Linked DNA regions of Homo sapiens: region 2 is linked to region 1. Evidence: chromatin contacts called from ENCODE Hi-C or POLR2A ChIA-PET data. All regions are on one chromosome and are shown on one strand. Each heading gives the region's core, a stretch centred on a gene start or an enhancer-like site at or near the end of the contact. The rest is flanking DNA. Distances are from core to core; before and after follow the strand shown.

The links. Hi-C counts contacts between places; a loop is a spot of excess contacts on that map. ChIA-PET counts read pairs that join two places held with the same protein, here RNA polymerase II (POLR2A). Pooled maps may share reads with other maps.
Region 2: a loop to region 1 is called in a map of PC-3, with 7 times the contacts of the local background. The contact joins two enhancer-like sites. A Hi-C loop is called at or near these places in 3 of 168 maps with a recorded cell type or tissue (B cell, CD4-positive, alpha-beta memory T cell and PC-3), 14 of 37 single-sample maps with no recorded cell type and 10 of 50 pooled maps. POLR2A ChIA-PET finds 5 or more read pairs at or near these places in 4 of 52 experiments (GM12878, OCI-LY7, T-cell and 1 more).

The regions. Positions count from the first base shown.
Region 1 is chr11:73,032,206-73,037,613 of GRCh38, forward strand. All of the region lies in intron 3 of FCHSD2 (FCH and double SH3 domains 2), which reads right to left. Among named protein-coding and RNA genes, the nearest start is that of FCHSD2, 110 kb to the right of the region's middle. Within about 2 kb of position 2,291, at least 3 of the 41 ENCODE cell types and tissues checked have a DNase peak (open chromatin) inside an H3K27ac peak, as active enhancers do.
Region 2 is chr11:73,070,026-73,075,433 of GRCh38, forward strand. All of the region lies in intron 3 of FCHSD2 (FCH and double SH3 domains 2), which reads right to left. Among named protein-coding and RNA genes, the nearest start is that of FCHSD2, 70 kb to the right of the region's middle. Within about 2 kb of position 3,031, at least 8 of the 41 ENCODE cell types and tissues checked have a DNase peak (open chromatin) inside an H3K27ac peak, as active enhancers do.

The DNA.
Region 1 (5,408 bases), core at 1,041-3,540:
TTCTTTATACCACTGGATTGTTCAATGTTTTTTTATTTTAAGAGATGGGGTCTCACTCTGTTGCCCGGGCTGGAGTACAACAGCACAATCATTGTTCACTGCAGCCTCAAATACCTGGGCTTAAGCGATCTTCCCACCTCGGCTTCCCAAGAAACTAATATTACAGGTGTGCATTGCCTGGTTAATTTTTTTAATTTTTTTATAGAGACAGGGTCTCACTTTATTGCCAAGGTTGGTCTCAAACTCCTGGCCTTAAGTGATTCTCCCGACTTGGCATCCCAAGGTGCTAGGATTACAGGTGTGAGCCACCATGCTTGGCCTATTTCTATCACTTAATTGCTCAGTATTTTTAAAGCAAATGTTTATTACCTTCCTAACTGAAAAAAAAAAAGCACAACAAAGAGGAAAAACTCAAGAAGTCACCATTTGGTGTAGGTATTACAACAGGAAAGTATATGGGAACATAAAGCAGAGAGATCGAGTCAGGGAAGGCTTCCCCAAAGGAAATGAAAATTGACATCTAAAAAAAAAGAGCCTGTAACGAGAGGTGGGGTGCAAGTGGGAACATAGCCCCTTCAAGAAACTTCATACAAGCTGGCATGGAGCTTGTAAAAGGGAGAATGGCTTAAAGGTGAGACTGAATAAGTAAGGGCTATATCACACAAGGATTTATGTTTGGACTACCTTAAGACAACAGGAAATCAAGCTTGCGAGCAGTGCAGTGCCATTATCAGACTAAAATGTGATTTAAAAATCATTCTAGCTGCAGTGTGGGAAACATGGATTAAGAGTACTTAGATTGGCCGGGTGCGGTGGCTCACACCTGTAATCCCAGCACTTTGGGGGGCTGAGGCATGCGGATCATGAGGTCAGGAGATCGAGACCATCCTGGCTAACATGGTGAAACCCCGTCTCTACTAAAAATATAAAAAATTAGCTGGGCATGGTGGCGGGCACCTGTAGTTCCAGCTACTCGGGAGGCTGAGGCAGGAGAATGGCATAAACCCGGGAGGCGGAGGTTGCAGTGAGCTGAGATCGCGCCACTGCACTCCAGCCTGGGCAACAGAGCGAGATTCCGACTCAAAAAAAAAAAAAAAGTAGTTAGACTACAGTCAGGGAGACCCATAGGAGGCTACCACTCTAGTCCTGTCCAAAGATGATATGCACAGTATGGAGGCAAAGAGATGTAAATGGGACAAGTTTTAGTGCAAAGAATTTTAGAATTATGAACAGAAGAGACAGAAACAGGTAATCTCTAAGGTCTCCGCTTATAAACATACTCTGACCCCTCACATTTTAGATCTACTAGATGTAGCACAGAAATGGAGGAATTATAGGGCGCTACACAAGACATCTTCCACAAGAATATTCCTCTAACATTAAAAGATATGAAGCAACTACAAGCATATCCACACTCCCAAACCAGGATAAAACTATGTTAATTAAATACTCAAACTATGGAATTCTATACAAATTTATATAATTTATGGTTATTGGCAATAGTAAAAAGACCAGGACTTTGAAGTCAACACTTGAGTTTGAGTACTGTACTGCCTTTGCTGTGAATTAGTTATGAGTATTCTTGGATAAGACACCAAGCTAACTAGGTTAAGTAGGTTTTTTCCCACATCCCAGTTAACAACTAGTATACTGTATTTACCTATTTGATGACGTGACTTGAAGTTGAAACATGATGGTAAACAACGCTTATGACACAGAAACATTCAATAATGTTGTTTTAAAGAAATTTTATTTATCATGTTATTACGAATAGAAATCATGAAAATATAATAGACAATTTTAATACCGATAGCAAATATATCATCTTTTTTTAAGAGTTGCTTTTTTCTTTCTAAAGTTTTTCTTTTTTAAAAAATTATTTTTATTATACTTTAAGTTCTGGGATACATGTGCAGAATGTGGAGGTTTGTTACATATGTATACATGTGCCGTGGTGGTTTGCTGCACCCATCCACCCATCATCTAGGTTTTAAGCCCTACATGCATTAGGTATTTGTCCTAATGCTCTCCCTCCCCTTTAAGGTTTTTCTTTAAATATATTTACAGATACGTTAAAGTGGAATTTTTTAAAAGCCTTTTAAGACCAAGTGCTCACACCTACTTCAAAACATGAAGCTAGAAATTCTCATGTAGCCTGTCTGATTTGACTTTGGTAGCACACAAACATGCAAAAACGTTCCTCTTCCTGAAAGAAGCAATTTCCAGCTGTCTAACCTAAAACACAAATGATTACACACCAGAAACTGTTACTAATGTTAAAATTCGGTACCAGAGGCTGAGCCTGTACCAAGGAAATAGAGATCAAAGTTTCCACTCTTGTGAAAACATCTCAAGTTAGGAACCACATCAATAAAACACAATACTCAGAACTCAGCAAATTTATACTCATAGTAAAGAAAAAGTCAGTCAAAGTAAGCTTTAACTCTTGATACTACATCGCCTACATTGTTGAAGTTTCCCAATTTTTTTCAACTTCAATAAACTTATTTGCACAAAATGACCTGCAAATTTTAAAGTAAAAGTAAATAGAGCATTGCAATTTACTTATTAAGGATCAGGTGAATTTTGACCAGAACTTCGAAGCAGCAAAAGAAAATAAATTATAGAAGGACTAAAAGTCAAAAGAACCAAGACTGTCAATCTGTCTGTCAACAACACAACTGAAAATCCTCTGGGTGCAAAGTAGTACCTTTAAAAAGGTCACTCCACAGGCAGCTAAAGTACTATAGGATAAATGTCACCTGCTGAGTCAGACTCTAGAGGTGGGGCTGAGACACTGATAGTTTAACAAACTTCACAGGTGATTCTGATATGCAGCCACTATTGGGAACAACTAGTATACTGGTTAAGAGCACAGACACACATTCTCAGGTTTAACTCCTGGACCTTGACAAGTTATTTAACTTGTTTTTAGTTTTTATTTTTATGTATGTATGTATGTATGTATGTATGTATGTATGTATGTATGTATGTATGTACGTACTAAGACAAGGTCTCGCTCTGTCACCCAGGTTGGAGCGCAGTGGCGCGATCTTGGCTCACTTGCAACCTCCACACCCACCAGGCTCAAGAGAGTAGCTGGCACTACAGGCACGCACCACTACTCCTGGCTTGTATTTTTTGTAGAGACGGGGGTCTCATCATGTTGCCCGGCTGTTCTCGAACTCCTAAGCTCAAGCAATCCACCCACCTTTGGCCTCCCGAAGTGCTGGGATTACAGGCATGAGCCACTGCGCCTGGCCATTAACTTGTTTTTATCTTGGATGTCCTCATCTCAGAAATAAAGATAGTTATAGTACCTACTTCATTGTTGCTAAGCAAATGAGTCAGTGTTTATAAAGCACTTGGCCCAATGTATGGCATACATTAAGTGCTTAATACCTTCATCTATTCAATAAGTACTTACTGAGAATTTTCTACAATATGCCAAATGCTATTTTAAGTACTGAACAGTACTGAAATGTTCAGTTTTTATTTATTTATTTATTTATTTATTTATTTATTTATTTATTTGAGATGGAGTCTCGCTCTGTCACCAGGCTGGAGTACAGTGGCGCGATCTTGGCTCACTGCAACCTCTGCCTCCCAGATTCAAGCAATTCTCCTGCCTCAGCCTCCCGAGTAGCTGAGACTACAGGCGTGCACCACCACACCCAGCTAATTTTTGTATTTTTAATAGAGACAGGGTTTCACCATGTTGGCCAAGATGGTCTCAATCTCTTGACCTTGTGATCCGCCTACCTCAGCCTCCCAAAGTGCTGGGATTACAAGCGTGAGCCACCACTCCTCGCCCAGTTTTTATTAATGTTGTTAAAACAAGAATGATCAAATATTTAAGCAAACTTCTTACTTTTAGTTGAAAAAACTAAAGGCTAAGAGTAGACTGGCTTGGACAGGGCTCAAAGTGAACCAGTAGTAAAACTGGGATTAGAACATGGGTCATTTGACTTCCAAGCTTCCCAGTGGAGTTGACCTGTGGGCAGGTTTTAAAGGAAGAAAAATATACAATTAGAAACATTAAAGTATTGGAGCCAACATAATAATTTTGAAATGTGTGAAGGGTAAGAAACAACCAAAGAAGTATAGGAAATAAAAGACAAAAAAAAAAAACCCAAGCTTCATAATCACTATTTTGTACAATATTTCACAACGTTATATCGGTCTTTGGAGTCAAATAAATGTGGGTTCAAATCCAAGCTCTACTATTTATTTATAAATTGACACTGAAAATAATTTCATTAGTCACTTTGAGCTTTAGTTTCCTCAACTGTAAAATGGGCATAATAATGAAACCTAAATTTAATGATGAGTACAATGACTAGCATACTGCAAGTCCCTGATAAATTATAATCATGATTACTGTGATTAAAAACTTTCAATGTCATTATTAAATGTAGAATCAAGTCTATAAATTTTAGTTCTACTTTGGGTATCTTACTGAGTCCAATGAGTAATAGGTAATTTTATTTGTGTATTTATTCATCCGTGTAACAAAGCCTAACTTCTACTATATACAAGGTACTAACATTTCAACCCTCAAGAAGTCTTCCTCCACAAATATTGTGTTCACTCATAATTTTTTCCTCAAACTTTTTATTGATAAAATTTTAAAAACTGAGTACAATTTTCTGTAATACACATATTCTGCTTAATTGAAATTCAAAGTTAGTGTTCCCTACCATCAAAATCCATTACAAACGTTCATCTGTTAACGCGGATCTGTAATTAGATTTTAAATATTTCATCTTTGCAAATGTCTTCACACAGATAGGGACTGCCAAATACTGATATCAATTCAAGAGCATATGACTTTGAGCATATTCATCACCTGGAAGATATTTATAGAATTCTATTATATTCTTCTCTTGATACTCACATTTTTTAAAAATTACAGACTTCATATTTTTTAGAACAGTTTTAGGTTCATGGCAAAATTGAGAGAAAGGTACAGAGAGTTCCCATGTATCACTTGCCCCCACACATGCATAGCCTCCCCATTAACAACATCCCCCACCACAGTGGTACATTTACAATGGATGAACCTACACTGACACATAACACAGTCATCTGAAGTCCATGGTTTACACTAGGATTCTTAGTGCTGTACAGTCTATGTGTCTGGACAAACATATAGTGACATATCCATCATTACAGTATCATAGGGAGTTATTTTCACTGCCCTAAAAATCCCCTGTGCTCTGCTATTTGTCCCTTCCCCTTCATCCTCAACTTCTGGCAACTACTGATCTTTTTACTATCTCATAATTATGCCCAAAATTATTTTTTGCCTCTGAGTTTTTGATAGCAGCCTTTCTCTGGTATAGAATGCATTCTTTCTCCATATCCACACAATATTCTTGTCGTCTTTAGATATTCTAATCCCACTT
Region 2 (5,408 bases), core at 1,781-4,280, 39 kb after region 1:
GGTGGCGAAAGTAAAAAGGGAAACTTATCAGTCACAAGAACTTCTGGCAAAAGTAAAAAAGGAAACTTATCAGTAACAAGAATTTCATTGTCCCAAGAAGAAAATATAGGGTAAACAAAGATGTTCCTAGCCTTCATATAATGGTCTATTAATGACATGGAAAGCAATCTCCAGAACAATATCCCTATAAGTGTAGTCTATTTCATAAGGCTATTTCTAACAAGCCTCTTATATGGCATAGGCCCTGTCTGCTCCTCAGCTTCATCTCATACCACTCTGTTTTACTGATAACATTCCAGCACTAAACAGCCTATATATCCCAACCTTCTCTTGACATCCCTAGAACCTAGCATCACGCCAGTCGTAAAGTAGATACTTGATAAATGTCAGGGTTTTTTATTTTTATTTTTATTTTTGAGATACAGTCTCGTTCTGTCGCCCAGGCTGGAGTGCAGTGGCACGACCTTGGCTCACTGCAACCTCCACCTCCCGGGTTCAAGCGATTCTCCTGCCTCAGCCTCCTGAGTAGCTGGTATTACAGGCGCCTGCCACCATGTCTGGCTAATTTTTTTGTATTTTTAGTAGAGATGGGGTTTCACCATGCTGGCCAGGCTGGTCTCGAACTCCTGGCCTCAAGTGATCTGCCCACCTTGGCCTCCCAAAGTGCTGGTATTACAGGCGTGAGCCACCATACCCGGCCTAAATGTCAAATTAAAAAAAAAAAAGAAATTGAACAAGTTATTAAGTGAATGGTGACCTTAGAGCGTCACCATTCACTTAATAACTAACCAACACCTCAGTGGTTAGTTAAGTGAGGTTTAAGCATACCTCAGTAAAAGCAGTCTGCTGGAAGTGAAATAATGTGGTCTGAAAACTAAGAATTTAGTTTGATTCAGAAGTAAAACCTAGAACAATTAAAGCAGAAGTTGCAAACTGGCATCCTTCAGATGGGAAGGGCCTTTACACATGTTTTATTTGTCCAATTCCACAAGCAATTGGAAACATTAAACAAAATCTTTTAAGGAGAAAAATGTTTTCCATAAATGCCTCCTACAATATTACTAAAAGATGGTCTACCAATTATTTTACAAGAACACTTTTGGAAGACACAGTCTCTTCCATTCTGGAGCTGCTCTAACTAGCTAATACCTTCTGTCATCCTGATCTCTCTACTCCCTCTTCCTAGTTTTGCACTTCAGAGTTACAAAAACTAGTCAAATTCAATTCACGTGCATACACATGAAATCTATAATGGAGGCTGTTGAAAATAATGCAGCTTCTTTGACCATTTTCCCAAAAAGCATGATTTCCAACCCCACCACCAACTTTGGTCATCTTTTGGATGCACCTCAGACTGCCAATGTCTCTCTTAAAATGTGTCCAGGACTGGGCGCAGTGGCTCACGCCTGTAATCCCAGCACCTTGAGAGGTCGAGGCGGGCAGATCACGAGGTCAGGAGATTGAGACCATCCTGGCCAACATGGTGAAACCCTGTTTCTACTAAAAATACAAAAAAAAAAAAAAAATTAGCTGGGCATGGTGGTGTGTGCCCGTAGTCCCAACTACTCGGGGGGCTGAGGCAGGAGAATCGCTTGAACCTGAGAGGCAGAGGCTGCAGTGAGCCGAGATCATGTCACTGCACTCCAGCCTGGCGACAGAATGAGACTCCATCTCAACAAAAAGACAAAAAAAAGTGTCCAGTAGTAGATTATTTGAAGGGAGGGAAATGGACAGAGTGAAACACAGGTTTCTTGTCTTGGTGTCCACAATTATAAAATGGGAATAACAGTAACTACTGTATCCCTCAAAGGTTATAGGGAAAACATAAATGAGTTAATCTATGTAAAGTGCTTAGAACAGTGCCTGACACATGATCTTAATATATGTTCTTTAACCCAAAATACAGAGAAAGAGTCCACAGCATAAACTGATATAGAGAGGTTAAGACAGAGGTGCCTATAAAAAATCTTATTTTTTGATCAGCGGTCAGGGCAGGGGACTCAAACTCAACCAGTGGGACCAGGTAAACAACAAATGAGTGAAGACATACGCAGACCACTATGTCCTGTATAAAAGGAGCCAAAATAAAAACGGGCATGTTCACACACAAAAGGTTCAAAATCACAGATCTAGTATGAATTCTCCCCTCTCTCCACTCTGTTTTATCCTGGCCTAACCACTAAATTAATTAATAGAAACAGAAGGTTTGGGGAGGAAAATAATGGGGATCAGCATCAACAATGATTTCCTCTCAACACCTTTACGAGATGTGCTACCGAATAGCCATGAAAAAGTGAAACTTACTAGCAAATCTATGTCCCCAAGAGTACTAACATTTAATTATAGCCACCATTTCTTTAATGAAGTTTAAAAACTTAATTAAATTTTTAATGAAGTTTTTTAAAACTTCCTTTAATGAAGTTTTTAAAAACTTAAAAATCAAACTGTACCAACTATTTCAGGAGAGGACTCCATCTGCTCTTCCTTCTATATGAATTTCTAAACACTGTTATAAGATAAGGAAAAATGAAATAAAAATAAACAGTAAGATTTTAAAAAGTAATTTACAAAACAGGACACAGAAAATAATACTCAATTTTGCCCTGGTGGACGTCCTATTGTGATAGTTATCCTGTCTCCTTATTTGTTCTATAGGACAAGATTGGCAGAAAGAAAAGCTCCAAATATATTCACCATTAATCTCTAATAGCATTAGACAGAAAAGTAACCACACACCGCTAAATTAAGCTACATTTTTAAGTTTCTATGCAGATGAAATTCACCAAAAAAGAACCCCCACCACATGCACATAACACTAACTTCTTGTATAGTATGCCCAAGTCTTCATAATTTTATTTCTTAAAAGAGTAAAAATAGCAAAAAATTTTAGGTGCAACAGTATAAATACCACAGGGTATTTGCCAACATGTCTGTGTTTACTCTGTGTTTGTCTTTAAGCAAGGAGCCGCCCTTAAAGTCCACAATGTTTTCCTGCTCCTTCTCTCCAGCCACAGTAACCTTCTGTATCCTTCCTTCACTAGCAGCATTCTGCCAAAGACTACAGGAAGTACTTTAATACACAGCACTTGCCTGTAGCAATTTCAGTTTGAGTACTGCAAATGATTTTACCAACACCTCAGTGGTTAGCTAATTGCAGTCAGAAGCTAGACTTGATTGTTCCCTAATATTTAATGTTGCTCAGTTATTCTTACATGACTTCTGTTTTCACAGATACATTTGTCATTTGTAGAAACAGATATGCAATACATCTGTTACTTCTGGAGAATTACAAAGTGAACTTCACAAACCATACTTAAAAATAAAACATTAATACTCTTGTAGGAAACTGAAACTACCAAGCAACTTGAAAAAGTTCACTGCTTGAATTCCTCCAATTATATAAGCAAGGTTTTGCAATATTATTTTCTTTCTTTCTTCTAACATCGCCCTAAAGAGGTAATACAAGTTTACTTTGCATGTGCTTGAGATAAAATTTTCCAAATTGCTGTCATACGATCAATCCCACTTGAATTAATTTCCTTCACAATATTTTTCTTTTAGGATGGCTCACCTGTATGCTCTGTAAACCTCACAAACGCTCAATCTTTTTAGTCAATCAATCCTTTGCACAGAGGATAACAATATACATTCCTCGTAATAATTCTATAAAATTATTCTTTTTCTATAAAAGTCATTCTTTTCCAGTTGGCCATAATGCCATATAAGTGGCTTTGAAGAGAAAGAAGTTAATATATTTAACTGGAAGACCACATAAAATCAAATAATAAAAACTGTACATGTGCAAGGATTTTTTTTTCTTTTTTGAGCATTGCTGTAATCACAGTACCTAGAAGACTTGTTAAGATATCAGTTCCCCCTAAATTGACTTAAAGATTCAAACCAAGTCCAATCAAAATATCAGGCAGCATATGGGAGAAATTAACAAACTGATTCTAAAATTTATAAGAAAATATAAAGGGCAATAATAGTATAAGATCTTAAACGAACAGATATCAAGATTTATTGTTATAAAGACAAAGTACTTAAAACAGTGTGATATCGGGAAAAAAATATTTCAAAGATAGGTCAGTTGACTAGAATAAAAAGTCCAGAAACAGACTTACATACACAGTTAACTAATGTGCCACAAAATATCACTTCAATACAGTGCTGGAGTGCAGTCAGGGGGAATAAACTTTTCAATCCATATAGAAAAATAAACTTTTCTATATGGATTTTCAGTTGAGGAAGCACAAAATATGCTTGCAAGACTACATAATATCATAGAATAAAACTCTGTATGTGCAAGGACTTATGTGTGCAAGTATAAAATATGTGCAAGCATATGTGCAAGCATAAAATATGCTTCAACTGAATATCCACATAGAAAATGAAATCCTCACCCCAATACAATATCACATACGAAAATTTACTTCAGAAAGACCATAGAACTAAATGTGAAATATTAAACAATAAAAATTCCAGAACATTGCATAACACACCTCAAGGTGGACTTTAGGATAGCAATATACCCTTAAGTAGGACATAAAGAGAGCACTGAATATAAAAGAAAAAAAATATATTTCCTTAAAATTAAAAACTTGTTTTCATCAAAAGAAACCATTAACAGATAAAAAGCTATCAAACAAAACATTTCCACATGAGATTACAGAGATATCTGTAATACATACATCTGACAAAGGAGTCAAATTTGGAACGTATAAAGAGATAGTAAAACTGGCCAGGCACAGTGGCTCATGCCTGTAATCCCAGCACTTTGGGAGGCTGAGGTAGGAGGATCACTTGAGCTCAGGAGTTCGAGGCTGTAGTGAACTAGGATCACGCCACTGCACTCCAGCCTAGGCGACAGAGTGAGACCCTGTCCCAAGGATGGACGGACAGACAGTGGGGAGGGAGGGAGGCAGGGAAAGAAAGACCATAAATCAATAAGAGAAAAGCCAACAAGAGACTTTAACAGGCACTTAATAACACAAAATATTTAGATGCCCAATCAAGATATGAAAAGTTCCTCTAATTCATTAATCATCAGGAAAGTGCAAATCAAACCCACAATTCTTTACCATCATATATTCACCAGAAAGGCTAAAATGAAAACCACAGACAAAACCAAGTATAGGTGAGGATTTAAAGCAATAACAACTCTCATTCACTGCTCACAGGATTGTAAATTGCAATAATCACCTGAGAAAACCATTTCATGATATTTCCTAAAGCTGAACAACACATAACCTATGACACAACAATTCCATTCCTTAGGTAAATACCCAATAGAACACATTCATATAGTCACCAAAAGATACATATAAGAATGTTCACAGTGGCACCATTCATAATGATTGATTATAGCCACTACAATTGTTATTATCAGAAACAACAGACAATGACAG